Linked DNA regions of Mus musculus: region 1 is linked to region 2. The links are chromatin contacts, found by Hi-C or POLR2A ChIA-PET in ENCODE. All regions are on one chromosome and are shown on one strand. Each heading gives the region's core, a stretch centred on a gene start or an enhancer-like site at or near the end of the contact. The rest is flanking DNA. Distances are from core to core; before and after follow the strand shown. Region 1 holds the start of Xrcc3 (X-ray repair complementing defective repair in Chinese hamster cells 3). Region 2 has its middle 8.0 kb from the start of Ckb.

What was found. Hi-C counts contacts between places; a loop is a spot of excess contacts on that map. ChIA-PET counts read pairs that join two places held with the same protein, here RNA polymerase II (POLR2A).
Region 1: a map of left cerebral cortex shows a loop between it and region 2 (2.5-fold over the local background). The contact joins the promoter of Xrcc3 here to the enhancer-like site in region 2. A Hi-C loop is called at or near these places in 1 of 37 maps with a recorded cell type or tissue (left cerebral cortex). POLR2A ChIA-PET finds 5 or more read pairs at or near these places in 2 of 5 experiments (both embryonic stem cell).

What each region holds. Positions count from the first base shown.
Region 1 is chr12:111,812,479-111,815,178 of GRCm38, forward strand. It overlaps Xrcc3 (X-ray repair complementing defective repair in Chinese hamster cells 3), which reads right to left and starts at 1,401. Exons shown (of 8, transcript NM_028875.3): 1 at 1,347-1,401. Zfyve21 (zinc finger, FYVE domain containing 21) reads left to right here and starts at 1,692. Exons shown (of 7, transcript NM_026752.4): 1 at 1,692-1,899. The coding sequence starts at 1,762.
Region 2 is chr12:111,662,847-111,665,905 of GRCm38, forward strand. No RefSeq gene overlaps it. Among named protein-coding and RNA genes, the nearest start is that of Ckb, 8.0 kb to the right of the region's middle. Within about 2 kb of position 1,355, at least 3 of the 3 ENCODE cell types and tissues checked have a DNase peak (open chromatin) inside an H3K27ac peak, as active enhancers do; they include left cerebral cortex, where a contact is called at or near this core.

The DNA.
Region 1 (2,700 bases), core at 151-2,650, 150 kb after region 2:
AGGTAGCTGCCCCTTGCTGCTCCCCTTCAACTTCCTGGGGCATAGAGGGGTCTTGCTCAGCATTCCCCAGCTTTTTGTGAGTTTGGGATTTTGAAGGATGGTGGGAGAAATTGAACCTGGTCAGAGAACAACAGAAGAGGCAGCTCCACCGTACCAGAAAGCACAGAGAAAGTCTCCCGAAAGGGGCCCGGAGGGGACAGCACCAGGCCAGTGTGAGGAAAGGCGTGTCCTACAGTACACTGCAATGGGTTCAAATGACAGTGCCAAGAGGCACTAAGGATGGGGTGGAGTGGCTCAGGAGCCAAGTTTGAGGAGGCCGAGGACGTGAGATCTGGTGCTGGGCAGGTTTGGTGGGCTGCCAGTAATCCCAGGGCTCAGAAGGCAGAGACAAGTTCCTCAGAGCAGGCCGACAGGCTGAATCTGTGGACTTTGGGTTCGTAGGGCAAGTGATGGAGGAATATATGTCAGACATCTGCCTTCCACACACGCACACACATCAGTACGGATGCAAACGGACATACACGTATGTACATACAACACACACACATACACCACACCACACAGGGCAGGAGGGAAGGGAGAACATGCTTTCAGACACAAAGCTCTGGCACCAGAACTCAAAGGTCCCCCAAGCCATCGCTACAGCGTCCAGTGGTGAACCAGAGCAATCACAGGGCTTGGTGGAGACTGGACAGAGGACATAGTCAGGGGCGGGTTCTATCTGTGCACCCGCAAATGCCAAGGCCTTGAGGCAGCTAACCTTGCTTTACAAAGTGCCACTGAGCAACTTCTACTTCAACACTGAGAACCTGTGTCTCAGACAAAAGCACAGAGCTCCATGCTCCACTTGGCCGCCTGCCTTCCGGAGAAGTAGGGTTACACCAGCTCATCCCTCCAACTGGGCTAGAGTGTGTCCAATTGTGTCAGAGAGAGAGCAAAGCTCCTGGGTAGCTGATTTGGCCAATTACCCAAAGAAGCTAGAGGGTGAGGCGCGCGCGGTGGCTCACACCTGTATCAGTGCGAGGAAGGCTGAGGCAGGACTGCTGAATCCAAGGCCAGCCTAGGCTACACGCACAATGTGACTCGTCCTTACGAACACCACAAGAAAAACAAAAGTCACAGATCAAATCTGCAGCGAGTGGTCACGCTGTGGCTGGCCTGGGACTCTAGTGCGGAAAGCAGGTCCCGCGCTCAGTTCGATTCCTTCAAACCCCGCTACGGGCTTGAAGGGGTGCCCCGCTGGGGAAGCTCGTTCTTGAGTCCCGACCTGGGGCGCTCGAAACCCACAGTGTCCTCTGTCCTCTCCCGCCACCCCATGTTCGGCCACTCGCGATCAGCTAACTCACCTCCCGGATCAGCGACCCCGCAAGTCTCCCGCGCGCTCCGCCCGCTCCTGAAGCCCCGCCCATCTCAATCTTCTCTTCCAATGAGAGGCCAGAGTCCGAGTCTGCTCCACCCAGAAGAAACGAAGAGGCGCCTACGTGGCTGACTAATTGGCCAATCCGAAGTCACACTCTCCCTAGAGGGGCGAGGGTGCCCCTCCGGTCTTCACCGCCGATTGGTGGCCAGCCGTAGGGGCGGGATCCTTGCACGGATTGGAGAAGGGCGACTCTGGGGCGGATACTACTCTCCGATTGGTTCATATTACGAGCTCTGGCTGCGGATTGGGCTTCGGAGCTGTCATCGTGTCTGCGGGCGGGGCGGGGTGGCGCCTTGTGTGGGCTCAGCGCGGGCGGTGGCGTGAGGGGCTCAGGCGGAGACATGTCCTCGGGGGTGGCCGCGCGTCGCGACGCCAAGAAGCTTGTGCGCTCGCCAAGTGGCCTGCGCATGGTGCCGGAGCACCGCGCCTTCGGAAGCCCTTTCGGCTTGGAGGAGCCGCAGTGGGTTCCGGACAAGGAGGTGCGTCCTAGCCCCCGGGTCCCCAACCCGAGCCGGGGCGTCTCCCGCCTCCGTCCTAGGGACGCTCGGCCGCGGCTCCCCTCCGGGCGTTCCCGCTGTCCCTTCTGCGCTGTGGGGCGTTTTCCATTCCTTGGCGGTCATTGGCTGCGCGGTGCGGAGCCCCGGGGAGGCCCGAGGGGGAGCGGTGGAGCGGCTCACCCGTGAGCCGTGCGCGAGTTTGGGGCTGGAGTGTGTCCGTGGGGCGAGGGTGAGGGAGTCCGCCTCCACCTGCCCACGGAGGAACGGTGCCAAAGGGTTTGCAATCTTCGAAGTTCTAAACTCTGCAAAGCTTGGCCACTTGGGAGAAAATAGGAGCAATTCACGCATTCCATGCGATTTTATTTCAAAGCAAATTAAATATCTTTAAAAGACACCAACGAAAGTACTGGCGACTTTGATAAACTTTGAAACAACTTTTCTTCATTTATTCATGTGTGTATGTGCCTTTGTCCCCAATGTCACAGCGCTGGTGTGTAGATCAGAGGATAATTTGTAGAAGAGAGTTTTCTTAAACCATCTGGGTCCCAGGGACGGAATTCAGGTCTCAGGTGTGGCGGCACGTGCCTTTACTTGGTGAGCTATCTTAATGGCTCGTGTAAATTCATCCATGTTTCTGTTTCTCTCCCTCCTTCCCTTTCTCCCTCTCCTTCCCTTCCTCCCCTCTCCCCCTCCCACCTCCCCGTCCTTGGCCTAGCACTCATAAGATCTGCCTTCAGAGTGCTAGGCATGCACTACCACACGCCTCTACCACACACTGTTGCT
Region 2 (3,059 bases), core at 105-2,604:
CCTGTCTCCAAAAACCAAAAAATCAATCAATCAATCAATCAATCAATCAATCAATCTTTGGGCCGGAGCAAGCAGGGACTGAGCGAGCAGAGTTGACTGGAGCGAGCACAGGTCCTAAAAATTCAATTCCCAACAACCACATGAAGGCTCACCACCATCTGTACAGCTACAGTGTACTCACATACATAAAATCAATAAATAAATCTTTAAAAAGAAAGAAAGAAAGAATGAATGGATGAATGAATAAGCCAGGCCGTGGTAGCACACGCCTTTAATCCCAGCACTTAGGAGGCAGAGGCAGGAGGATCTCTTGAGTTTGAGGTCAGCCTGGTCTACAGATCCAGTTCCAGGACAGCCAGGGCTATACAGAGCAACTGTCTCAAAGACAATAAAAAAGAAAAATAAATAAACGGAAGTAAGGAGGAGCAAGTGATGCTACAGTTCTTGCCCTGACTCTGGCCTTGTGCAGACCCTGCTCTGGCACACCGAGCCCCCTCCACCCTCCAGAGCTAAGCTCTCTCCCACACTTTCTGGCACTCCCTCTGTGTGGGGGGGTGGGGGGGGGCAGCCTTGTGCAGGGAGGGACTCGGAGCTGAACAACAACTGCCTTTTCCTAGTAGACAGCTACTTCCTGAACTGCCCCAGAGACTTCTCTCTTGGGAACTTTTGAGTAATCAGGAGTCAAGTACTGAAGATTAAAGTCAGAAATTTAAAAAAAAAAAAAAAAAAAAATGGAGACTTGGCTTCTGTTCGTTAACTGCTCCATGCCCTTTGCCAGTCAAATGCGTATCTGTTTATTGATGTTTAAATGGTAGGTGGCTAAAGGAAGGTGCTATCCCGCAGGACCTTGTGTTGATCCTAGAGATACAAAACTGAGTAAGGGGTAGGTAAACTCCCCTACTGTTGAGAAGCTCAGTTTCCAGGCTGAAAGGGACACTGTAGGAGGCCAAGGGGTAGCACCTTCAGGATGAAGGCAGAGAAGATGTAATGAGTCTACAGGAAGTGGGAAGATAAGCTGCACAGAGCCCAGCTGTCTCCCACTCATGCCATGTGGGGCCACGACACCAGCAAGTTCCCAGTGAAGTCTGAGATGACAAAGCGGTTCTCTTAGCCGCTCTCTTCTCAGTACTTCAGCAAGGAGTGCCCTAGCTCTTCAGGTAAGCCTCGGCATGGCTTGCACCATGGATCTGGAAGAAGGGCCTGACGCGCACCCTGCCTCCGCCGTGTCTTCTAGAGCAGGGTCTGCGCTGGCTTGCCTCCTCCAGGAGCTGCCAGCAGGCGTGGGCCGTGCAGACATCCAGGAAAGTAGCCGACAGTCCTAGGCAGAGGAGCCCCAGAGCATCCCCTCCAGCCTCAGGGGGCCCCATTCCAGGCCAGACTCTTGGACATACAGCTCAGCTCTCCCAAGTCTGAGCCCCAGCCCACGGCCACACCCCTCCCCCATTCGGTAAGCCCTAGGGAACCCGCCTTGTAGCCTTGAGCAGCTTTAAGTCCTTGTACTCTAGTGGCTGTAAGTGCACCATACACTCTTCGGGGGTTGCATTACTGAGTGGAATGTCATTAATGAACTTAGGCAAATACTGGGACTTTGCTAAAAGACGCAAAGTCATATAATCCTTGACTGGAGGCCAGAGAAAAGCAATGTCTGGCCCCTCCTTTCTGTCTGCAGGACTAAGGACAGGGTGAGGCAGCAACACAGGTGGTCCTTGTCAAGCCAGAGTCAACAGCTGCAGGCCTGATGGGATGAGCTGTTTTTAAGTCTGGACATCTGGTGTAGCCAAGCCCCTCCATGTATGCAGGGCTGGGGAGTGAGTGGTCAGAGCATCTAACCGCTAGGCTTTGCTTTCAATGGAACACATTTGGTTAGGGTTTCTCCTTTTGTTTGTTTGTTTAGGGTTCTTGTTGTTTGTTTGTTGTTTGTTTTCTGAGAAAGGGTTTTCCTGTAGTCCTGGCTTTCCTGGAACTCTCTCTGCAGACCAGACTGGCCTCAGACTCAGAGATCTGCCTGCTTCTGCCTCCCAAGTGCTGGGTTTAAAAGTGTGCACCACCACACTCGGCTCTACCTGTTGTTTGTTTGGTTTGGTTTTGGTTTTGGTTTGGATTGGGTTTTTTGTTTTGTTTTTTTTGGGTGTTTTGGTTGGGTGGTTTGGTCTGGAACAACCTTGGCATGGTGAACACACTACTTCCCAGCACCAGGTTGAAAAACTGACCAAGAACACAGGCTCAAGAGAAGAGTGAGCCAAGACTGCAGCAGCAGTGTAAAACCACTGTAGCGGTACCACCTTTGCTGGTATACACATGGTAGAATTTGCAAAATGGAGCCCTGCCTGAGCCTAGATACAAGCTACCAGACAGCCTGACACTTCCATCAGACAACACAGTGAGTCATCCTCTGTGTGGATAAAGCCAGAGCCACGTTACCCTTCATTCCACCCGCATTCCAACCCTGCTGACCCACGGTCCGCTCTGTTCTGCAGAGAGGCTGCTGTTAAGAGAGTTGGACCACAGTCCCAGTTCATCCCTTCCCCAGGAGTGATTTAGGTTCCACACAAGTTTCCATTAGGACCTAGCGATACAAGCACAGGAGCTCCACCTGTTTTCTGCAGGATGGCCTTGTCTTGACATCCCAAGGTGGCTGCTTGAATGTCTGTCTTGTCACCAAGCTAAGCACCAAAACTTTGTAGCTACAGCAGAGTGGCCACCAGGGCACCTTAAGCCATCGTCAGTAACTTAAAACTTGGCCGGAGGGCTGCTAATCCTGCCAATCCTAATCCTAACCCTAACCCCTGCTAGTCCTGCTTCTGTCTTGTTAAAGGGGTGTGCCACCATACCCAGCTGTTGTTCAAGTGGGGAGTGTACCTGCCAAGCTGTGGTGGTCAGGACGCCTGAACCCCGGTGTCCTTAGCAAAGCAGAGTAAGGTGTTAGTAAGGGCCTGACGAGACTGTGGGAAGCTGCAGGACGCAGGCTCGAACCCCAGCTCACTGAAAAGCCTTGCTTCCCTAGGCTGTCCCCCACTACACCTTTGTCCTTTGTCATTGACTCACCTTTTGGCCAGTGG